Regions from separate parts of the Mus musculus genome. Here all the other regions are linked to region 2. Evidence: chromatin loops called from intact Hi-C (ENCODE). Cell type or tissue: left cerebral cortex. All regions are shown on one strand.

Evidence for each region. Hi-C counts contacts between places; a loop is a spot of excess contacts. Peaks named below come from ENCODE experiments on the same cell type or tissue, not always from the same donor. Only the 100,000 strongest peaks of a DNase experiment are listed, where the experiment ranks them.
Region 1: a loop joins it to region 2, with 2.6 times the contacts of the local background. A loop is called at or near these places in 17 of 42 quality-filtered maps.
Region 3: it touches region 2 in a loop (6-fold over the local background); 14 of 42 quality-filtered maps call a loop at or near these places.

What each region holds. Positions count from the first base shown.
Region 1 is chr8:117,461,011-117,469,010 of GRCm38, reverse strand. It overlaps Cmip (c-Maf inducing protein), which reads right to left. Exons shown (of 21, transcript NM_001163262.1): 21 at 7,505-8,000. Among named protein-coding and RNA genes, the nearest start is that of Mir7078, 5.7 kb to the right of the region's middle. In left cerebral cortex, CTCF peaks have their summits at 3,505 (motif pointing right) and 4,263 (motif pointing right); DNase peaks (open chromatin) are centred at 3,513, 4,276 and 5,954.
Region 2 is chr8:117,375,201-117,383,200 of GRCm38, reverse strand. It overlaps Cmip (c-Maf inducing protein), which reads right to left. Exons shown (of 21, transcript NM_001163262.1): 2 at 6,001-6,126. Among named protein-coding and RNA genes, the nearest start is that of Gm39260, 44 kb to the left of the region's middle. In left cerebral cortex, a CTCF peak has its summit at 3,870 (motif pointing right); DNase peaks (open chromatin) are centred at 2,242, 3,871 and 4,388; H3K4me3 peaks cover 1,721 bases; H3K27ac peaks cover 3,661 bases.
Region 3 is chr8:117,219,876-117,227,875 of GRCm38, reverse strand. No RefSeq gene overlaps it. Among named protein-coding and RNA genes, the nearest start is that of Cmip, 33 kb to the left of the region's middle. In left cerebral cortex, a CTCF peak has its summit at 3,167 (motif pointing left); DNase peaks (open chromatin) are centred at 381 and 3,140; H3K4me3 peaks cover 313 bases.

The DNA.
Region 1 (8,000 bases), 86 kb before region 2:
ATCCAGGGTCTCCTACAGCACCCTGAGCTACACATGGAGACAACCCCCCCCATACATTCTCACACAGCCCTGAGACTCAGTTCATACACACATCAGCCACATATACCTATGGTCCATACGCTAATGTTTATAGTGTCTCAGACTCACAGAGCCACCACAGTCAATCTCAGATGTCTTCATTGTCTTGAATGACACCTGTTTGTGTCAGCACTTGTGCCTCCCCGCTCCTCCCGGTGCTCCCATGCCCTCGATGGGTTCTCTGTCTTAGAAGCCACATGCATGGACTCATCAAACTGAGAGAATGTGAGCCTGTGCCAACAAAGGGAGGCTGCAACCCGCAGTGGCCACAGAGGACCACCAGAATTCTGAGGAATCTCTGACTTGACTGCCCCAGGGACACACCTGATTGTTCGAAATGCAAGCTAAAACAAAAACAACAACAAAACACTGCAGTTTAGGGTCGGGGTGTGGCTCAGCACTAGACAGCTTGCCCAGTATGCTCAAATAATTAAGTCCCTGCATTTTCCCCAAACCCCAGCCCCACCCTCCAATCCTGTCTGTTAGAGATGGCTCACACACCTGAGTCACTGACTCCGTTCCATCGCCCAGCAAGCCAGCACGCCCCACTAACCCAGTATCCATTCAGTTATACCATGCAAATGTGTGGGTCAGATCTGTTTCTCCCTCCTATTGGACATGCAGTAGGCTGTCATATTCATGACTGCCGCATTCTTTGCATTCAACCAGCTGCGCCTAGCATACGCAACGCCTTGGAATCACCACCAATAACGCCAGTTGTGGTGGTGGACGGCTGCAACCCCAGCACTTGGGAGGTGCCACATGGGACGAGAAATTCAAGTCCATCCTTGGCTATATGGAGAGTCATAGGCTATCCTGGGCTACAGGAGACCCTGTTAAAGGGGAAGACTGGGGGGAGTGGGGGACTAAACTCCAGCCATTGAGTGTCTCTGCTTCTCAGAGTCATTTTCTGGACTCCTGTTTTATAGAAGTCCTAGAACTGGCCGTACCACATCTGCTGAGCCCTTAAAATGTAGATAGCCAAACTTAGGTGCACTCTAATCCTACACCACGGTGTCTCGAAGCCTCTTATGGGAAGTAAGAGCATGCCCACTGCTTCATTGCTATTTTTACATCGGTTGCATGTTGAAAGGAGAATGCTTGTGGATAAATAATCACTTGATTACAATCGATTCCAGCCAGGCCTGGTGGTGCGGTGCTTTGATAGGTTTGGATCCCCATAGATTCATGCTCTTAGAGGCTTGGCTCACAGGACGTGCCACTATTACAAGGTGTGGCCTCATTGGAGGAAGTGCGTCACCATGAGGGCCGGCTTTGACGTCTCGTGTGCACCCAGTATGGAATCCCAGTCTCCTCCTGGCTGCCTTCAAGTCAAGATGTAGAACTCTCTGCTTCTCCAGCACTATGTCTGCCTGCACGCTGCCATGCTTCCCGCCACAGTGATGTGCCAGTCCCAGTTAACTGCTTTCCTTCATAAGAGTAGCCTTGAGGGCTGGAGAGGTGGCTCAGCGGTTAAGAGCACTGACTGTTCTTTTGAAAGTCCTGAGTTCAAATCCCAGAAACCACATGGTGGCTCACAGCCATCCATAATGAGATCTGATGCCCTCTTCTGGTGTGTCTGAAGACAGCTACAGTGTACTCACATATAAATAAATAAATCTTAAAAAAAAAAAAAAGAGTTGCCTTGAGGGGCCGGAGAGATGGCTCAGTGGTTAGGGGCACTTGCTGCTCTTCCAGAGGACCCAGGTTCCATTCGCGGCACCCACAACTGTCTGCATTTCCTGCTTCACAGATGAATGCAGGCAAAACACCAAATGCACATAAAATAAAAATAAATAAATCTTTTTTTTTTTTTAAAGAGTTGCCTTGGTTACGGTTGTTTCTTCACTGTAATAAAACCGTAACCAAGACAGAGGTACTCCTCAGCATAGTGGAATGCTGAGGCAGGGGCATCTTGAATTCAAGGCTACCCCGGGCTACATAAGAGACCATTGTCTTTAAAAGGATTCCAGGTCAGTTCCACCTGTTTCCCTTTTGCTTCCCAAAATGTACGCACTGGAAACAGTGCTTCTGAGAGTCTTCCTATGTAGCCCACCCTATCTAGCTTTGGGCTTAGTGCAATCCTCAGCTCCCTGTCAATGACCTCACACCCCACCTAGCAGCTCCCCAGCAGCCAGAGTGTGTATAGAAGGCTGTGCCCAACCACGTGGAAGGCATCCTGTGCCCTGGGGCATCCTGATTTCCTTCTGGATTCTCAGCCCTTCTCCTCCACACAAATGAGGGGAGGCAGGCAAGCCATGTGGAGCTGGGCCAGTCTTTTTACTCTTACATGGAGAGCATTAAAAAAAAAAAAAAAAGCCAAGGATGGGTGGGGCATGGCGGGGCACGCTTTTAATCCCAACACCTGGGAGTCAGAAGCAGGTTGATTTCTGTGAGTTTGAGGCCAGCCTGGTCTACATAGTGAGTTCCAGGACAGCCAGTGCTGGGTAGAGAGACCCTGCCTCAAAACAAACAACAAACAACCCACACAGCCCAGTGGGGTCTGTCACTGGGAGGTGTCCCTTCCATTCTAGTCTCACCATCTTGATACACCACGTGGGCCCTTGTACAGAAAGCATGTCTCTGTTAACAGGTCTCAGGGGCACCATGTGGGCATGCAGCTCCTGGGTCCTCTTGGGCAGCCACGTGACCAGTGCTTTCACCCAAACCCAGGTTCAACGCTCTGCCATCCAGGTCCCAAATTCTTGACTTCCAAATAGGACACCCTGCTGATGTCATAGCCGACCCCACAAAGGCTGTAGCACCTCCCAGTTGAGGTTTCTCCGAGGAGGGTAAGCAGAGGTCACCCAAGGGCCTCATTCAAACAGATTATGGCTGGCGTATAGGGGAGCCCAAGATGCTGCATCACAGAGGTACCAGTGCTGACGGCCCTACGCTCTGCACCCTAGCAGCCAGGCTTTTAAAGCAGTGCTCTGAAACCTGGCTGTACAGTAGAATCATCTGACCTTGTGTTACCAGGCCCCATCCCAGAGCAGCTGCCTCACTCTCTGAGGGAGCCCAGTCTTTAGTGGGTTCACAGCCCCATAGGAGACTTCAGTGTGCCGCCAGCCTCAAGAGCGGCATCTGCCTGGAAACTGACACGTACAGGAGTGATCTGGGAACCTTGACAAGCACCCAGAGCCTTCAGAGTCTGTGGTTCTAACTACCAGCACTGTAGTATAGTTTACAGATGGACCACAGCAAGGCTATAGAGGCTAACGTCCTCTCAAGTAGAATTAGAGTAGGGTCAGGGAAGAAAGCCAGCATTTGTTTTGGGATGGTGTCCAAATACTGCTAGAGTTTTCTGAGACGTAACCCAAAGCCACCTACCCTACCATGAACATCCAGGCGGGCTGTGCATTGCAAAGTCCTTTTATATGGCAGATTTTAATCTTTATTATAGTTCCCCAGCAGGTGGCAGTAGACAGTCTAAAGACCCACCAATTCAGAGGCAGCAAGGACTGCCTGGCTTCCCGTAGGTGTCACCACAGTGCAGAGAAGAGCATTTGCCCTGTCTTGTTTGTGAGGATAGAGTGGTGCACACTTGTAATCTCAGTACCCAGGAGACGGAGGCAGGAGGACCACAGCAGATTCAAGGCCAGCCTAGTCTGCATAGTGATGTCCAGGTCACCCAGGACTATTCTGTAAGACTCGGTCTCAGACAACACCACCAAAATACAAGACAAAATCCCCCAAATTACTGCCCTTCAATGGGCTGCACTGCTTTGTATTTAGGGTTGGGGAACACGCTAATAATCTCAACATTCTGAAGGGCGTCAGGATGGCGGCCAGGCAGTCCTGAGTTCAAGGCCATTCTGACTCAGTGGAAGTGGCAGGTATAAGCCAACATGCTTGATGCACAATTTGTTGTTGGTGGTGTTTTTTTTTTTTTAAGATTTATTTTATTAATATATGTAAGTACACTGTAGCTGTCTTCAGACACTCCAGAAGAAGGAGTCAGATCTTGTTGTGGATGGTTGTGAGCCACCATGTGGTTGCTGGGATTTGAACTCTGGACCTTCGGAAGAGCAGTCGGGTGCTCTTACCCACTGAGCCATCTCACCAGCCCCCGATGTTTTTTTTTTAATTGAGCTGTAAACACCTGTGACAGTAATAAATGTTAAAAATTCTTTTTAATTATCCATATGGATGTGTGTATGTGCAAATGGGTGCAATGCCCTGGGAGGCCAGAAGGGGGCATCAGATCCACCTGGGAATAAAGTTATGGGTGGCTTGCAAGCCAATCAACAGGATGTTGGGAACCAAACTCCAGTCTTCTGCAAGAGCAACAAATGTGCTTAGGGGCCGAGCTGTCTCTCTAACCCCTTAGTAATCCTTACAGTGCACTTTCCAGTAGCACACGGAGCCAGCACCATGCCATGACTCTTCTCGGTATCTAACTCCAGAATCCTGCTATCTCCAAGAGGAACCCCTGCCCCCGTCAGCAGACAGTCCATCCATCCAAACCCTGACAAACATCAGGTGGCTTTCCAGTCCTCTGTACTTGCTGATTCTGGACAATTCCTATAGATGCGATCATACCTGGGCTTTTGTGTCAGACCTCTTCTCCTCAGCATCACGGATTTGGAGATATATTTATGGTATAGGATATTTCAGTATTTCTTTCTTTATTTTAAACAATATTTATTTGTATGTGTGTGCATATGCCAAGGTGCATGGGTGGAGGTCAGAGGACAACTTGTCGGAGCTGGTTCTATCTACAGCGCAGGTTCCAGGAATAGAATTCAGATCTTCAGGCATTGCAAGCACCTTTACCTGCTAAGCCACAGAGCCAGCCCCCCACCTCATCTCTTTATAAAGATTTATTTATTTATTATATATAAGTACACTGTAGCTGTCTTCAGACACACCAGAAAAGGGCATCAGATATCTTTACGGATGGTTGTGAGCCACTATGTGGTTGCTGGGATTTGAACTCAGAACCTTCGGAAGAGCAGTCAGTGCTCTTAACTGCTGAGCCATCTCTCCAACCCCTTCTTTCTCTTTTATGACCAAATAAATATCCCATCATCTACATGGGTCTTCTGCACCCTAGGCAAGTGCTTTATTATTGAGCTATACCTCAAGCCCTGGTCTATAGACATTTGGCTGCTTCCTTCTGATGTTAATTCAAAAAGTTGTTATGCGATGTGATACAGGACACTAGTTTGAAGTGGAAGGCTTCTTGAGTCTAGCTCTCCATATCACAGAGACCCAGCTGCAGAGTCCGCAGGTCTCCTCTTGTCCTCTTTGTGTCCTTAACAAGCCCCTCCAACATAACACCACAGAGCTCTCTGCCATTACAGAGGAGGGCTTGCACCTGCTCAAGGGACTGGTGAGATGGCTCAGTGGTTAAGAGCACTGACTGCTCTTCCGAAGGTCCTGAGTTCAATTCCCAGCAATCATATGGTGGCTCACAACCACCCGTAATGAGATCTGATACCCTCTTTAGGTGTGTCAGACAGAAGTCAGCTATAGTGTACTTATATTTAATAATAAATAAATCTTTGGGTCAGAGCAAGCAGAGACTAAGCGAGCAAGGTTGACCAGAGCTAGCAGAGGTTCTAAAAATCCAATTCCCAGCAACCATCTGTATAGCTCCAGTACTACAGTATACTCAGAGGCCTCCTTTCACTTGGCATGATCTCTCCCCAGTCATTTATGTCACTGTACGGGATGGCTTTCTTGCTCCGTAGAACTGTACGTGAATACACTATTGTGTGTGTGTAATCCGAGTTAGCCAGACATGTGGCTGGTCCCATTGTCCATCTGCTCCACGGTGTTTAACTCTGGTGGACATGCTTTGCTGCTAAGTCATGCACTGTAAACCTTGCTTGTGTGTTGGACGTGTGAGCTCAGTTCTACGGACGCCCGGGGGCAGAGCTGCCTGGCCACAGTGTGCCTATTTGTTTAGTTTCAGCAGACAGGCATGCAAAGACGGCTTGTCTACTCCAAGCTTCCACCTGCTGAGGCCAAGTTTTCTTAGCTCCCCCTCTCATCAGTGCTGAGAACCAGCTAGCTGGCTCAGACCTTCCAGCGGACTGGTGACAGCACAGCTCTTGGGTGGCAGTTCTTAGATTGCCCTGGAAGGGACTCTCCCTCTCACCTGCTTCTCTCTCTCTCTCTCTCTCTCTCTCTCTCTCTCTCTCTCTCTCTCTCTCTCTCTCTCCTACACCCTAGAGATAATATATATAATCTATGTGGGTATACTGTGGCTGTCTTCAGACACACCAGAAGAGGGCATTGGATCCCTTTATAGATGGTTGTGAGCCACCATGTTGTTGCTGGGAATTGAACTCAGGACCTCTGGAAGAGCAGTCAGTGCTCTTAACCACTGAGCCATCTGAGCCTCTAGGCCCCGAGAACACACCTTTTGGTTGTGTCTCCTTGTCCAGCCTATCCTGTTCCATGGAAGAAACTCAAGCTTCTCTGTCCCCATAGCACATACATTGTGTGGCCTCGGCTGAGTAGCTCGTCCCCGGCCTTTCTACTCATGGGACAAGAGGCCACCCAGGAGAGGAGTTGTACAGAGAGCATCAGGTTGTCTAGGAGGGCAGAGGGAAGGGAAGACAGGGGCATTTGATAGATACAACAGCTTAACTCAGGACAGTGGGGATATCCACAGAAGGCCAACAGTTTAGAAAAGGATGGAAATGATTTCTTTGACGTGTCTGTGTGTAGACACATGGAGACTGCAGGACAAGTCCTCGTTTATCCTCTCCACCTTAAGTTTTTGAAACAGGGTCTCAGAACGTGAAACTTACCTGTTCGGCTGGGCTGGGCAGCCCGCAAGCTCCACAGATCCGTCCCCATCATCCTAAGCACTGAGACTACAAGTGTATGCATGCCACAGTTCCTGGCTTTGTATGTGGGTGTTGGGGGTTCAAATTCAGGTCCTCACAATGCTTATCTACCAAGCGTGTTACCCACTAAGTTTTCTGACTTCTCCCATCTTGCTCTAGCTTCGCCACAGGTCTACGTAGCCCAGACTGGCCTTGAACTCCAGACCTTCCTGCTTCAGCCTCAAGAACTGGGATGACGAGTGTGTAACCTCATGCTGGATGATCTCTTAAGAGACTTACCTGTGAAGCAGCAATGGATGGCCAGGGGCTAGGCTAGGGCCCACTGCAACCCTCTGAACAGGGGCTTGGGTGTTTCACAGAGGGCAATGCCCTGACAGAAAGTCTAGTGGTAGGGCTGGTTTCCATAGTAGGTGAGGATGTTACTAGTGGGTGCTGGCCAAGGACTCTTTTTTTTTTTTTTTCAGATCTCACAAGGAGTGCCATAGGGCAGCCCTGTGTGACAGGTTCAGGCATCATGGTCAAGAGTGTACTCAGGTGTGTCCTGGCCCCCTCCCTGCATAGGACATCCCCCCCCCCACCCCTGTCCATCCCCCCACCCCCCACAACCACACAGCAAGGCCAACTTTCATGAGTCACTTACAGTTTATTTTTGCCTGAAAGTATTTCACATCTCTTTGTACACAGCTACGTGACAGTATTTATTATTAACCATCAAGAAAAGCAACATTGCGGGGTGGAAGTGGGGGCGGGGCGGGGGTGGCATGTCTTAGTTCTTTTGGTTTTTTTTTTTCCTTTTTAATTTTTTTCCCTTTTTTTTCTTTTTTTTTAAAAATTTTTAATTTTTTTTTTTACTTTATTTTATTTTTTATTTTCTGCTTCTGCTTCTCTCTGCACCGGGTGCTGTGAAATACGGAAACCAGGGTCGGGGTTGGAAGAAAGCAACAAGAGAAATCAACAGAGAAACGAACACAAATCAGAACTCACTCCACACACACACACAGGCACACGCACGGAAGAAAACCTGCCACAGAAAGGGAATTAAGACCGAGACTCGAACCCAAAGTCTCTGTGTTTGTTTTGTTTTGTTTTTTTTGTGTGTGTTTTTTTTTTCCTTTTTTA
Region 2 (8,000 bases):
CTGGGGTTGCTTCCTCGGTGCAGGGGATCCTAGCTCGCCTAATCTATATGATTCTAGCATGGCCTAACACTGCACTGGGAACTCTCCACTTTCACCTACTCCCTCCGGTGCCTGCGCAACTCCTAGCCACACGGGTCATACCCAGAATGCCCCTTCTCCGGGATGACTGCCTCAAGCCTGGCTTTCCTCTGCCCGTGCTCATGTACCGTGACTCTGTCCTGTTCAGTTGTTCTCCTATCTGCAGGCTATGGCTCTGTCAGGTTGTAAACTATGTCTATGTGAGCATCACTGCATTTGCGAAACCCAGAGCAACGGAAGACTGGCTGGCATGTTGAATAAATGAGACAGGAGTGACTGAGGGGACGCATGCGTTCGTGAATATAGGGCAAGGAGGCATGGATGGGAGCATGGGGAGTAAGTAGGAAATGGCTGGAACAATGGGCAGGTAGATGGGTGGGTGGGTGGGTGGATGAGTACATGGTTAAGTACACAGGCAGAAGATGGGGTGGGTAGATAAACGGATAAAAATGTAGATATAAGAGCAAGAGGACAGGGGTGAGAGGAGTGGATAAATGGATACACAGATGCATGGAGGGGTGAGTGGTTAGACGGTTAGGTGTCTATGTGGATGGAAGGATAGAGAGGGCCACAGAGTGGCAAGTGGGTGAATGGGTGGGTGCGCGCGCAGATGGATGGATGCGTAGACATGTGGATGAGGAGGTGAGTGTGTAGACTAATAGATGAAGTAGGTAAGGAGGCAGATGGGAAAGTGGGTAGATGGATGGACGGATGGGTAGGTGTGTATGGAGATGGATGGATGGGTAAGTGTGTATGTATGCAGATGGATGGATGTATAGGGTATATGTAGATGGATGAATGGGTAGGTGTGTATGTATGTAGATATATGGTAGGTATGCATGTATGTGGATGGATGGATGGATGGATAGATGGGCAGGTATGTATGCAGATGGATGGATAAGCAACTGTGTATGTATGTATGTATATATGCAGATGGCTGGCTGGCTAGATGTGTGTGTATGTATGTGGATGGATGGATGGGTAGGTGTGCATGTACATGGATGGACGGGGTATGTATGTTGACAGATAAATGTGTAAGAGAACTACATAGGACTGGGGTTGCTTCCTTGGTGCAGGGGATCCTAGCTTGCCTAATCAATATGATTCTAGCATGGCCTAACACTGCACTGGGAACTCTCCACTTTCACCTACTCCCTCTGGTGCCTGCGCAACTCCTAGCCACCCGGGGCCACACCCAGAATGCCCCTTCTCCGGGATGACTGTCTCAAGCCTGTCTCCAGGTTCTTTTGGATGGACGATGCACAGGCATAGGAGAGGAAAGAAAGGAGGGAGGGAGGAAAATCGTAGGACCGATTCACAGTAAGTAGAGCGTCCATGTACCCATCCCATGGAACTTCAAAGAAATCCCTTCAGCTCTGACAAACCAAGCTCTTGACCACTGTGCTTCTGCTGAGACGAGCATGCATGGACGTATCTTCAGAAGCATGCATGGAGGTACATCCTTGGACACCTGTGTACCACACTTGGTCTATGTGCCTCTGTGGTAACTAAGGAGACAAATACTGTAGTGTGGTTACAAGTGAAGAAAGGAGGCCCAGAAGCCTCCTCTCAGTGCTCGGATCACACCTCAGGCTCATCTCCCTCCTAGCCTGCTTTCCCTGATACCCCTAGGGAGCAGGCAACAGATGTAACCTGGCTCCTGTGGATATGGGAGCTGCTCTGCCTCTTGACAGTCAATGAAAAACATGGCACCCGTTGGCCAGCATTGAGAACAGGGTGGACCAGGTGATGTATGACAAAGGTGAGATTCCCCCCACCCCGCCCCCCAGCAGAGGATGCCAGGAGACACTCTTGAATCTCAGTATAGGCCTCCCCAGGTGGATTCTGGCAGAGGACAAGTTTGCCTGGCTATGCTGCAGCCAGAAGGAGAGCCTCTGTCAAGTTCCCTTGAAGCCAAGGCTGGCGGCAGAGAGGAGACAGGACAACCCAGATCCCAGGGAACACCAGGCACAGTGAGTGGCCGGAGAGTGACTTGGAGGAGAATCCCCTAAAACCCCGGAGGGAGTCCACAGCCTACCTTGCCCCCCATGGCCCCAGGCTGGCTCTGGTGGCTCTCTGCCTGTGTCTGGCGCTAACCTTCCCACAGGGCTGGCTCCAGGCAAGCCTGCCCAACTTCCTCAGCGAGGCTGCCAAGTTCTAACTCATTGTTGCATTGTCCTCGAGGTGAGAAAAACAGCCTGGAGCCTGCAGGGACTGTTCCCAAGTTCAGCTTCCTGGCCCAATCTCCAGGAAAAACAGCTAAGAGCAGCCGGGAAAGCTCACTTGCTCTTGCGCGCTCTCTCTCTGTCTCTGTGTGTCTCTGTCTCTCTCTCTCTTCCTCTCCTATCCTCTTCCTTCCAGTAAGAAGGGAACAGTTGTCCATCTCCAGTGGGGCTTTCGAGACCCGGTAATGAGTGTGTGTGTGTGTGTGTGTGTGTGTGTGTGTGTGTGTGTGTAGGCACTGTCAGAAAGGAGGGCCCACTTTCCCTCCTTATTTAAACCACCTTGGGCTCTGTCTGCTCTTCCTTATGCCTTTTGCCTCCAGGTACTGTATTATTCCTTAGTGCTTAGCACTTAACCAGAAGGCACCAACAAGGTGCCTCAAGTAGGGCACACACAGTGTAGGTAGGTGCATAGAAGCTGGTCTCCTCACAAGAGCTCGATGTAAGGGGGAAACAAGATTAGCAGGCCTCTGTTGTTGCCGGGCCTCTAACAAGTGCTTAGGGAGGTCACACTAAAATCCCAGAAAGCCCAGGACCACTGACTGGCCCCCATGCTGGGCACTGGCACCTTGTCTACTGCACCTACAGGAGGCTTACACTCTGCTACTTAAGAGGCATGCCTAGGAAGGTTCATTCTTTCTGGAACTCCCAAGTCAGGTCCCCTGCAGGGGCTGGACTTCCAGTAAGAAAGTTATCGATCTAAGAAAACCAGAATGCGAACTGGAGAAGGAAGACAGAGATGGCTGCTCTGAGGCTAAGGAGACATTAAAGAAGGAGCAAACAGCAAAAGCTAGAGAGGGAGGGAGAAAGGAAGAAGGACAGACGGACACAGAGACAGAGGGGGATGAAGGGAGGAGAGAGACGGAGGACTAGAAAACACAGAAGGAACTAAGTGAGCCCTGGCACTCAGTGTGACTCAGGACGGAGAAAGCGCAGTTTCCAATCAATAGCATCAATTAAACCTGAACTCACGTCACCACAGAGGCCGGTGGCTGCAGTACTCATGCTCACTGCAAAACACTCCCGGACCTCTGTTATTCTGCAACAGGCCCACGGCGCTTCCACTAGACCACAACCCCTGGGCTGTGACCCTTTAGCCTACCTGACTGCTATCCCTCAGGTCCCTTCCCACCCGAGGGCCAATGCTCGATTATCGACTATCGTGACACACTGCGTGACAAAAGATCAGAATGCTCAGCAGGGACTCTAACCAGCAGCTCTGGTCTCGCCCTGGGGAACCGAGGAGCCATACACAATTACAGAGTCTAGGAAGGAGGCAAGGACAGACAGCCAACTTAATGTGCCTCCTTTGGCCCGATAGAGGTACAAGCAGAAGGGAGATCCCAGGGGTGGGCAGGGGCAAGGCTGCACCCACCTAACTCTCTGAAGGGAGACTGCGCTGCTTCCCTGAGATAGGCTCCGGATCACAGCAGTAGCTGGTGCGGCCTCCTCTCTTCTCCTCTCTTCTCCTTCCTTCTTCTCTCCTCCTCTGCTGCTCCTGCCTCTGGCAGAGCAGCCACCAAGCAGGGGCGGCAAGCGTGGAGGATGCTGGGGCAGCCTGGTTTGTCAGCCCGCAGGGGGAGCTCTGACGTCGCTCAGCCCACTGCAGCCTGGGAGAGTCATCACTACCACCAGCCAAGGGCCATGGCCAGGTTAAAGGGACATGCCCAGAGCTGGCCAGTGTGTCTTACTCCTCTGACCAGGGGTGGGGATGGTGGGGGTGGTGATGCTCTAGCCCTGGAAACAAAAGGCCGTTCTGCTAATACGTGGTGATCACCATCAACAGAGAAAACAGGGCTCCCTGGCTATTTCCCACATGTCCAGCCTTCTGCCCCTTAGCCCCTGATCTGTTGTCTAGGATCCCCTCTGTCCCTTAAGAGCTTTCTATGGCTCCCCAGTGTCCTCAGTATATAGTCTGAGGCTGACAAGACCACATCATCTAGATGCAGTCACGGGCAGTCACGGGCATCGACCTCACTCCTACCAGAGAGCCCCCTCCCACACTCATACTAGGTGTGCCCCTCTCTGGGGCACCCTCCTACTCATCCCTCTGCACCCCATATCAGTGTACATCCCTGGGGTGCAGCTGTCTCCCGAGGCCTGGTGAGTCACCCTCCCCTCCCCCTCCCGTCCCAGTCCTCTGGGATTCGTCTGTGTCTGAGTTGCAGCTTCTTCGGTAATCATGTGTTTATGGCTCAGTCTCCCCAGAGGCTGACAGTGAGGATGAGGATGGGGTTGTAGGGGCCAGAGAGAGGGGCAGGCTTGAAGCTGCATAACTGAGCAGTAAAGGCATTTCCAGAAGGCTGCCCTGCTGCCCTTCAGGGCCCTCCTTGTCTTGGCCACTGTTGCTCATGGGGTCAACCAGCCCCACAGGGCCTGGCATTGAGCAGCCTTGCAAAGATCCAGTGCTACAGTCTTCAGGGCAAGGGAAACAGAAGAGAGGCAGAGAGACCAAGGGAGGCATGGCAGAGGCTGGTTAGTCCCCCCTAAAGACAAGGAGACAGCCGGGCAGTGGTGGTGCACGCCTTTAGTCCTAGCACTCGGGAGGCAGAGGCAGGTGGATTTCTGAGTTCGAGGCCAGCCTGGTCTACAGAGTGAGTTCCAGGACAGCCAGGGGCTATACAGAGAAACCCTGTCTTGAAAACACAAAAACAAACAAACAAACAAACAAACAAAGGACAAGGAGACAACAGAGGGAACCAGGGGGCTCTGCTGGCCAGAGGGGACATGATGAAGATAGGGGGTGGGTGGGTCACAGAGGGCAGAGCACGGTGGCTGAGTTCCAAGATGGGCTACAGCAGGCATGGCTTTGGATGTCCTCTAAGAGAAGACAATATGGACAGGGATGTGTCACACAGTATCCCTCACACGGCTGCGGGTCAACTGCTCTCCTGCCTCAGGATGGTACCAGAAGGGCCATCAGCTGCTATGGTCAAAGGTGAGGATGGGGCCAGAGAATACAGCATACTCCCAAGCGACCAGCAAGGCCAGCCTGGATCCTCCATGAGGTTCGGGGCGGGGGGGTGGGGGGTGGAGAAGAAAGAATAGAGTTAGGAATTCTAAGCCAATCTTTAGGGTGGCCACCCTCCTCCTTTCCCACCATAAACTGACAGTGTGCTACACCATGGAGGGAGGGGCAAAAACTAAGTCTTGGTGACATCATTTGCCACCCGACCCGGGATCCCGCTGTTCTTTGCAAACCTCCTCCTGAACTTCTCAGCCATTTTAACAGCACAACCTATTCCTGTTCAACCTTCAGTCCTAATGATATTCGTGTCGTTTTCGACCTACGTGCTCACAGACACGCAGAGCCAGTACTTCCATTGTTTGCCAACACAAAACTGAGCTAACCAAAAAGATACAGGACACAATCCTCACTTAAGTCCAGCAGACAGCAAGCAGATCCACAACGAGGTGAGCCTCACAAGTTCCGAAGCCCATCTGGCCCGGGGACTCATTTTCGGCATTTTCAAAGCTGAGGCTACAGAGTTCAATTTTTCGAGACCCAGGAGGACGAGCAAGCTCCTAGACAGTGAGCAGCATGCAGCAGGTGTTTAATCCCTGCACGGCCCTCCCGAGAGTCTTTAATACCTTCGTGACTTTTAAGTTGACCAAAGCTAAGGTCTACAGAGGGAGCAGGTGAGAAGAGGATGAGGGACCGGGAGGAAAGAAACTGCTGGGTCATGCTTACTCTTCCTACCTGCAGCAGGACGGTCCCTCCGGGGATCGTGAGCTGTAAACAGTACTTCGGGGCGTTCTCCCAGGACAGCGGCTGAACGTCTTCAATGGCGCTGTAGGAGACCGAGTTTTCCATGTACCCAGACGGCTGTGCCAAAGAGAGAAAAACAAGAGCCTGTGAGAAGACAGCGCCATCACAGAAAGGAAGCTACCCAGGGACCAAAGGACCAGCTCTTGGCTGCCAGCATCCCGCTGTGGGGAGGGGCTGTGGAGGGAATTCATTCCACACCTAGGGTGCAAAATGAAGAAAAGGCAAGGGAACCCTCAGGTCAAAGGTGAGGGGTCACCCCCTGGTGACCACAGGCCCCAGCACAGGGCAGAGCTTGAATCTTAGCATCCCTCCCCAGTGCACCATCCTCCAAAGGCTCCTAACAGGTCCACCCCATGGAAATCACTCCTTACAGAAGCCTACAGACAGGACCTCTGACCCATCACGCTTCCTTGCCCCCAAAGCCCACAGAGCACATGCTGTCTTTCTTCAGTGCCCTGGACCACCACATGGCTCAATAGCATGTATTGAGAGAAAGCATAAGCATGGATCAGTGATAGGGGAAGAAGGCAAGACAGGCCTCAAGCCATCCATCCACACTGCCTCTAAGGGAGTCCCACCATCCCAGAGAAGCATCAGGGAAGCACATAGGCCATCGAGCCCTGCTAGGGTCTTCAATACCCCACATCCAAAATGCCAGAGGTCGGGGCAATCCGTGAAGACTGAAGACGTGCGGCAAGCTAAGACAAACGGCAACCTCCCACAGACCCCCATCATCGCACACACACATACACTGTTTCAGGAGCTCCAAGAGTGGAATGTCACAATGACTTTAGGGAGGAGGTGGCAGGGCCATCCATAGGGCACCCAGGTCTTGTGACCTTCCCACAGCTAAGAGTGAATGAATGTGTATACGATGCTATGCTGAAACAGGGAGGTGCGATTTAAAGTTCACAGCCTGGGTGAATATTTTCCCAGACACTTAGGCTTCTGATTTTTTTTTTTTCTTTTCCAACTGACAAGTACTGGCAGTGAGGGGAGCTGATGGCTAGACTGCCATCAGCCTGAAGTAAAGTGAATGACCAATGGAGGTTGGTTCAACAAGTATCCACTGAGCATCTAGCATATTCTAGGGGTTGTGGTGGGTATTGCATAAAACCGGAGTCCAGTGGGGTGAACAGACAACAAACAGAATATGGAGAATGAGGGGGGGGCAGTTGAGACGAGGATGGTGTATTGAATGGGGTATGGTGATGGGGCCATAGCATCAACTCAAAGCTAATGCAAAGGTCTGGGGACAGCGAGCGAGAGAGCTGAGGGAAGAGGTCAGGCAGAGATTAGGTAGCAGGTAGCACTTCTGGGGCCTAGGGACCACATCCCCATGAAGAAGGTGCGGCAGGAAATTCTAGCAGCATCACCGAAGCCACCAAGAACAGAGACAGGAGGACAGTGTTGGTGGGAGGTGGCTGGCCGCCGCAAGCCCTTCACACCAGTGTGCTGCTCCTCACTCCCCAGCAAGAGAAAGACCTGCAGACCCGTGTCCACCTGTGTAAGCCGCCCCTGTGCACAGAGGTTGCTGCGGGCAACCCCCACCCTACAACCTGGCCTGGCTGTTGCTGAAGCTGTGAGCAAAGCTTTCTGGGAAAGGGCCGGGGATAAATAAATAAGCACCCGTTGTTTTTTAAAAGCCAGACCGATCGCTTTTCCGCTGTCTGACTCAGCACTTGGCCCAAAGCAGTCTTCGGAGCCATTAAGACCTGTGTTTGAATCCCTTTACTGTGTGTCATTAAGACAGTTACAGCGCCTCTCTGAACCTGGTTCCTCTGACAGTAATTTCATAAACAGAACTGTGGAGAATATTCCAGGGGATCTAACTTGCCAAGGGCGTACTTAGCTCAGCATCTGGAACATACTGAAGAGACTGATGGAACGACTATAGTTTTTATCTCCAGCATCCTCTTCCCCAAACTCCA
Region 3 (8,000 bases), 160 kb after region 2:
TATCAACTCCTGCTTCCAGGTTCTTGCCCAAGAACTAGAGACTTCATGCTTAAATGTTCTGAGGCCAATAACCAAATGCTAATCTTTTGTGTGCTGCACACAAGGCTTGGTACCTGGGAATTCCCAGCAACTCTCCAGATAGGAAGACATCAGAAGTTACAATGATGCCTGCCCATGGTGCAGAGGAGCCTATCCTGGGATATCAGCACCTGGCCAGAAACTTGACTCACTTCCAGCCTTCCAGACAGTGGCCTCTGGAGACTGAACCAGCTAGATGCCCAAGCACAGCTCTGTCCTGCAGGGTACTCAACCGGGGCCAGTTGGCAGGTCCCCAGCAGTCCACTTATGTGACATGGGAAACAAGAATGCACCAAACCTAGGGAAAGAGGAAGCTGCCCACTGGAAACTGAGAAGGAAAACACTGTGTGTAGACCTCATGAAGGCTGTGGGCTGGAAGTGTGCCCGACCCATCCTGGGGGCCAGATCATCCCCAGTGGCCCTGAGAATTTATCCCAACCATGAACAGATGTGGGTGCTGCTGGCATCTGGTGGGACCAGTGGGCAGGAAGGCCAGACATTCTGGGCTGTGTAGGACAGTTCTCTAGGACAATGACGTCTGTCCCTTCATGTGGGCGCAAGTCCGGCTCGAAAGGAGCCTCACCTAAAACCCAACCTCATTTTTTTTATACAAATGGGCTTTCTTTTCCTGCTTCTTCAGAAGAGCGACATCACATTTTATAGTACAGTCACCATGTACATGGAGGGAATGAGTGTGGCTCTGCAAATTTGGATGTGACCTTTTTAAGAAAATTGATGTCACCAATGGTCCCTCCGCTTTTGCTGTCTGAATCACACACGAGGCACACCTGTGGCTGCCTCCCCGGGGAGCTTCAAAAAGGGGGTGAGCGTCTGAGTCCTGATTCACGTGTGGGAGGATACCCGGTGTCTTATGTGGGAATTTTATGGCGACCCATCTTCCGTTTAGCTCTCCTTGGCGTGATTATGTGACAACACTTCTGAAATGATGGGACTAGGCAGGCAAGTTATATACTGGAGAATTCAGCCTGCAACAGAAAGGCAACGTGTTGGGTCAGGAGACCAGGGGAATGGTTTTGCACCGAGTTGAGCCAGGGTTAAATGGAGAGACCACTGAGGCCAGCCACAATGGGGACATGGCCGTAGGAAACGTAACCAGGGCATAGGATAAGCAGAGAAGGTCTGGAGTCATTCCACCCTTCCAGGCGAACACTTAGTGGGCACCTTTGTCCCGTGAGAACCCCTTCTATGCTGACATGTGAATGCTGAATGAAGACAAATCCAGGCAGAGGAGTCGCAAGCCAGGGCCAGAGGGCGAGGAAGCATGATGGGCCAGGAGACTTTGAACTTGAACCTACCCAAGTCCGTCTGCCAGGAGCGTGAGTGACTAAGCTCCCCAGAATCATCACTGCCTAGAGCTTGTGGAAGCATCGCAGACCTGCCCACCCAGCTCCACCACAGAGAGGTCGTACCTCGTCCCACTGCACTGGGTCTGGACTTCTTATAACACCAGGACTCTCGGGTCTTACTGCTCTGTCTCTACTTCAGATTCAAACCTGAGGATGTTGCAAGTCATCCTCAGATGATACCAGATGATACTGACTGGCTGGACACAGCCAAGAATGTTCACTGAGGCGGAGGTGGGGAGGGAGGTGGGACATCATGATTAAGAGCACTTGCTCTTACAGAGGACCTGTGTCTATTCCTCTTGTAACCATCGATGACGTCAGTTCCAGGGGATCCACAGGTACAACTCACACGTGCAGTGCCATGCAGTGCACATATATACACTTAGGTGTGTAGTCCTCTCAGGGACCCATTATAGATGGTTGTAAGCCAGAATGTGGTTGCTGGGAATTGAACTAAAGACATTTGGAAAGAGCAACCAGTGCTCGTAACGACTGAGCCATCTCTCCAGCCAGAGGTTCATATACTTAAAATAAAATAAATAAATAAATCTGGAGGAACAACAATATGAACTAACCAGTTCCCCCAGAACTCCCAGGGACTAAACCACCAACCAAAGAGCACACATGGTGGGACTCATGGCTTCAGCTGCATATGTAGCAAAGGATGCCTAGTCAGTCATCAATGGGAGGAGAGGCCCTTGGTCCTGTGAAGGTTCTATGCCCCAGTGTAGGGGAATGCCTGGGCCAGGAAGCAGGAGTGGGTGGGTTGGTGAGCAGGGGGAGGGGATAGGGGGTTTTAGGAGGGGAAACCAGGAAAGGGGATAACATTTGATATGTAAATTGAGAAAATATCTAATAAAAAATAAAAATAAAATTAAATACATAAATCTAAAAAAAAATTTTTAAAGAACATCTACTGTGTAGTGTTGATGCAAAAAATTCAGCTTTCACTTTAAAAGGAATGAAAGACTGTTTCTGGGGGAAAAAAAATTTAAGTGACCATGCACTGCAGATTCAAGGTACCCAAGTTCCATTTTCCAGTGTAGTAACTGTTTTATGAAACTATTAATAGGAACTGGACTAGGAGAATCATAGATAAATGTGTTTTAAATACTTTGGTGGAGACACCAGGTTAAGTGGGTCCCAGCAACGCAGAGACATGTCTATAAGAGGCACCAGATATTATCTGACCACATCCTTAGCTTTGGGGTTGTCAGGAGCGAGGGGGTCTCTATGCATTCCAAACAACTTAACTAATAACCAGAAGGATGTTAGGTCACACACAGAGGAGGGCAAAAAAATGGCTACGACTGGCTAAAGATGGTCCAAGATAATCTGGCTCTGGACCTGCAACATTCCAACCTCTCCCATCACAGAAGTCCTTATCGATCAATCAATATTTATAGACGCAGTTCCCTCCCAGCAATTTTCCTTCACAGTGGTCATGGCTACCCTGAGGCAGGGTATGAGCCAATCAGATCTCCAGAAGTCGGGGACCACTTTGGGTCAGGATCGGGAAAGGTGCAGGGACTTCCAATTCTGCCTCTGCGTCAGCAACAAAGTCCCCAGGGTACTAGGGTTCTGTACTGAACTTGGCTAGGAGGGCACAGGTGACAGGCAGCTAGAGCTCTCTTCCTGCTTCCGGGTTCCAGGCTACCACTCCGAGAGCCTAGAGGCTGAATCCTCGTGGGTTTCGACGCCCTCTGCTGGCCATTTCTACCACTGCACTTGGATGCCAGAAGACTAAACCAGGAATGAGAAAGTATTTGGAAGTTTGTAGCCCTATGATAACAAAGACAAGGAAACTGGTCATGGAGAGAAGATGTGAAGGATTCACCCTAGCCCACAAAATCCCCATAATATTAAAAGTATTTTTGGGGAAAAGTACTGTTCTTGATCTGAGAATGTAGCTTAGTTGGTAGAGGGCTCACCTTGCATGCGAAAGTTTCCATCCACAGCTCTGCCTGGACTATAGTGGGCACATACACCTAGAGGCCCAACACTGAGATGGTGGGTGCAGAAGAAACATAATTTCAAGGTCAAGGCCACTACTTAGTAAGTTTGAAATCAACCTGGGCTATGTGAGACTCAGCCTCAAACCAAATAAAAACTAAGAGCTCTCAAGGGTTCTTCTTTTGATCTTGTTTACATGGACAGAATAACACCCACCCAACAGCTGTCTCTCAGTGAGAGTTACAATGTATCCCGGGGACTGGATTATCATCAAGCCCATTATTCAGATAAGAAAACTGAGGCCAGCCCCCAGCCGGAGACAAAGTCTTGTGTCCTGAGCCCACAGTTGCCATTACAGATGTCAGGGGATTTTGAAGGACAGCAGTAACCACAAGTCCTTGGAGCTTTTAGCCTGAGCACATTACACTTGGAGGCTGTTGGTCTGTCTATTTTCCTGAGTGGGCCCTCTACTGAGCCCTGACTACTCAGGCCCTGCCTAGTGCTCAGGGGCCCTGTGGAAACAGAGAAAAAGTCCTGTGTGGGCTCTGGTGCAGAGCGGCCTTCTCCACTTGCCAGGGACACCCCAGACTGGTTGTACTTAGTGTGATAGGCTCCAATAAAGGGCTGGTGCATAAGGCAGAGGGTCTGATACACCTACTCCAAGTTCCCAAAAGCCCCATGGGATGCACTTGCATAGGTGACGTCCCCCATGTTTCCTGGAATGAACCAGGTGATGCATGGGATGGAAGGAGACTGAGGGAGTCTGCCCGTGTGCTCAGGAAGGCCAGATGCAGCTCAGAAGATGGCTCCATTACTAATGTGTTTGCCTTGAAAACAGGTGGAGGGGCTGGCGAGATGGCTTAGTGGGTAAGAGCACTGATTGCTCTTCTGAAGGTCCTGAGTTCAAATTCCAGCAACTACATGGTGGATCACAACCGCCCGCAATGAGATCTGATGCACTCTTCTGGTGTGTCTGAAGACAGCTGCAGTGTACTTAATTATAATAATAAATCTTTGGGCTGGAGTGAGTGGGGTTGGCCAGAGCAAGCGGGGCCACCAGAGCAAGCAGAGGTCCTAAAATTCAATCCCCAACAACCACATGAAGACTCACAACCATCTGTACAGTTACAGTGTATCCATATGTTGTGGATAGTTCTGGGGCTAATTATATTTGATGTTAATTCCGTTCTCCTGTGAGTGGTTTTGAACAAAGAATGAGTCAGCACTCAGGTGATTTCCTGTAAACCTGCTACCCCCCTTAATTTTTAAAATAAAGGAGAGCTGATGATTGGGCAGATAAAAGGGAAGGTGGAGCTGAAGATGGAGAGAGGGAAGAAGGAAAAAATGGAAGAGGGAGAAGACACCGAGGAGGAAGAAGAAAAGCGGAGCAGAAGCGCATGGCCTGGAGAAACCACAAGTTCTAAGGGGTCTCACAGATGTGGAAGGTGGTAGTGTAGCGGTAGTTCTGCCCAATGCCACAGCGTGTATTCATATTAATTGAGTTATGCTTTCATTGCCAGGGCATATTTGGGTTGAAAATTTACCACAACACCCATATACATAAAATAAATAAATCTTAAAATAAATAAATACATAAACATTTAGAAAATAAAAGAAATTTATGAAATGTTTAAAAAGAAAGAAGAAGAAGAAGAAGAAGAAGAAGAAGAAGAAGAAGAAGAAGAAGAAGAAGAAGAAGAAGAAGAAGAAGAAGAAGAAGAAGAAGAAGAAGAAGAAGAAGAAAAGAAAACAGGAGGGCCTGGGACCCATCTTCAGAACCCACTTTACAAAGTTAGGCACGTGGTCAACACTAGGAATCCTAGCATTGTGGAGGCAAAGACAGTGGACTCAAGTTGGCAGCCACCCAAAGATGCTTGGCAGGTTCAGGGCCAGAGAGAAACATTGTATCAAGAATAACAAATTCAATAGCCGGGCGTGGTGGTGCAGGCCTTTAATCCCAGCACTCGGGAGGCAGAGGCAGGTGTAAAGAGTTCGAGGCCAGCGTGGTCTACAGAGTGAGTTCCAGGCCAGCCAGGACCAAAAAAAAAAAAAAAAAAAAAAGAATAACAAGTTCAGGGCCAGAGGAAACATTGTATCAAGAATAACACTACCACCAACAGCAACAACAATGAATATGAGATATCTGAGGGTGTTCCCAAACCCTGGTACACTCTCAAACACAAAAGAGTCAAGGGTCTGGGAGGTGGAGTTAAGAGTACTGGCTGCTCTTGCACAGAGTCCAGGTTCACTTTCCAGCACCCACATGACGACTTATAACCACCCAGGGTATAATGATGGCCTCTGTGAGTCCCATGCATACGCTTGGCACACAGACATCCACAGACATCATGCAGGCACTCCTATGCATGAATTAAAAGTCTATAAATCACTAAGAAACGAAAGGATGTAGCTCACTGGTAGAGCAACACCAGAGAGGGCTAGCTCTTGGCCTCTTCTGTAACATCTTTTAAAAGCAAGTCCCTCTGGGCTGGGACGATGGCACAGGGGTAAAGCACTTGTCACACAAGTCTGACATCCTGAGTTGCATCCTTGGGACAACTCTAACAAACCCATGCCCTTTCTATTAAAATAATACTTGGTTTGTGGTCTACTCTGGTTTTTAGAGCTTTTTCTTTTTCCATGCTTGTGTAGCCTATTCCAATACAAGGATTAGGTCCTCAGTAGCTACTTCTTAGTACTGGGCTGACTGACTTCACAGCCGTGTGCCTCGGTCCGTCACAACTACAAACCAGAGATCGTGATAATAACACTAACCATAGAAGGATCACGGGAAGAGTCAAGGAACTAATATTTTCTATGTGCGACGTTTGCAGAACCTGGGGCACAGATAAGTCTCAAAAAAATCTGATGGTGCTTGGTAGTTGTGAGTGGAGGATGCCCGGCCCGGAACTCTCACTTTGGAAACTTGGGCGGCAGCCTGGAGGTTGGGTTTAATTGGTCTCAGGTGGAGCCCTGGTGTGGGGACTTCCCAAGTGATCCTGGTATTGGAAGGTAGGAAGTCTGGGTCACAGCTTGGCTGGCATCCTGGGTCTCTTAAGGGGAGGGAACAGCACCTAGCAGGTGTCAGGAAGCGTTTAGCTGGCTACTAGAGCATCCTTTGTGTTTTTATATGCCTGACTCAGTGGCAAGCAAGCACTTGGTAAGTTTGGCTCTGGCCTCTCCTCTGCGGGAAGGATAGGCATCACCCACCCAGAGCAAGGTCAGCAGGCTGGTATACAGCTATGCTTTGTCCTTGCAAAGATTCCCTAATCCATGTGAAGTCATCACAGTCCTCCCTCTCTCTCTGCCCGGGGCTCTGCTCACGACTTGGGTAGGAAGAGACCCACCCAGATTCTTCTAGTCACACCTCCGTCGCTAGTTTTCCAGCAAGGGCCAGAGAACTGAAGGATGTTGAGGCTCCCAGGAACGCAGAAGCCTGGATTGGGGCCTGCCCCGTGCTAAGTGGCTGCTTTGGGCCTTCACTGCCTTGTTTGCTGAGTGAGACCTTCCTGGTTGCTTTGAGTGTGGACAGTGGCTGTGGCCAGGGCAGCCCTGGAGGGGTCCAGCTTTCTGTCTTGAGTCAGACTTCATTCCTAAAGCATTTATGATTGGATCACTGGCAGCAAGAGTCGGGAATGGTGGGGATGGTAGTGGGGGTCGTCTGGCACATACTCCTACCTCCTTCAGAAGGGACTCACTTGGATTCTGTTTGTAGGCCCAGAGCCTGAGATCCTTACATCATCTCTTCAGGCCCCAGAGCTGTGCGGACCAATAGGAATAAGGCAGACAACGGTGTCTCCTTACCAACAAGCATTTTTGCCCAAGCCTACACAAGGACTCACACTTCCCAAGAATACAGAATTGGATCCCTGTATTCGATCGATAGGCATGGAAGCAGACACACACAGTAAAAGCAGGAAGGTGATTCCATGGGCCTCACTGCAGCCTTTGGGTCTGACCTCTGACCTGGATGTGCTCCAGAAACCCCAGTATGGCACTCAACTTTAGCTTTTTGCGTATCCCTAACCTATAGCTTGGTGTCTTTTGACAGGACTGGCATTGTGAATGTTGGTTGACTCTTTGCTGTTGCTTGTTTTTCAGTTTTTCAAGACAAGGGTTTCTCTGGGTCGCCCTGGCTGTCCTGGAACTGGCTCTGTACATTAAGTTAACATTGAATCTAGATATCCCCCTGTCTCTGCCTCCCTAGTGCTGGGATTAAAGACATGCATCACAACTGTTGGCTTTTTGTTTTGTCTTTTGTTGTTTGTTTGTTTGTTTGTTTGTTTTTTGAGATATCCTGTCATCAAATAGCTCTGGCTGTCCCGGAACTCACTATGTAGACCAAGCTGGCCTAGACCTCACAGAGATTCTTGTGCCTCTTCCTCCCAAGTGCTGGGATTAAAGGCGTGAGCCACTATCACCTGGCAATTTAGACATTCTTTCCATTTATCATGTACCTGCTAGGTGTCATTTGTAATATTGGCAACTGGACACAGGATGCTGGAGCTGATATTCCAGGGAACAAGTGGGTGTAGGTGGGTGGGTGGGTGGGGAAGAGATATAGCAATCAAGTAAACAGAGATACCAAGGGTTAAGTGTGGG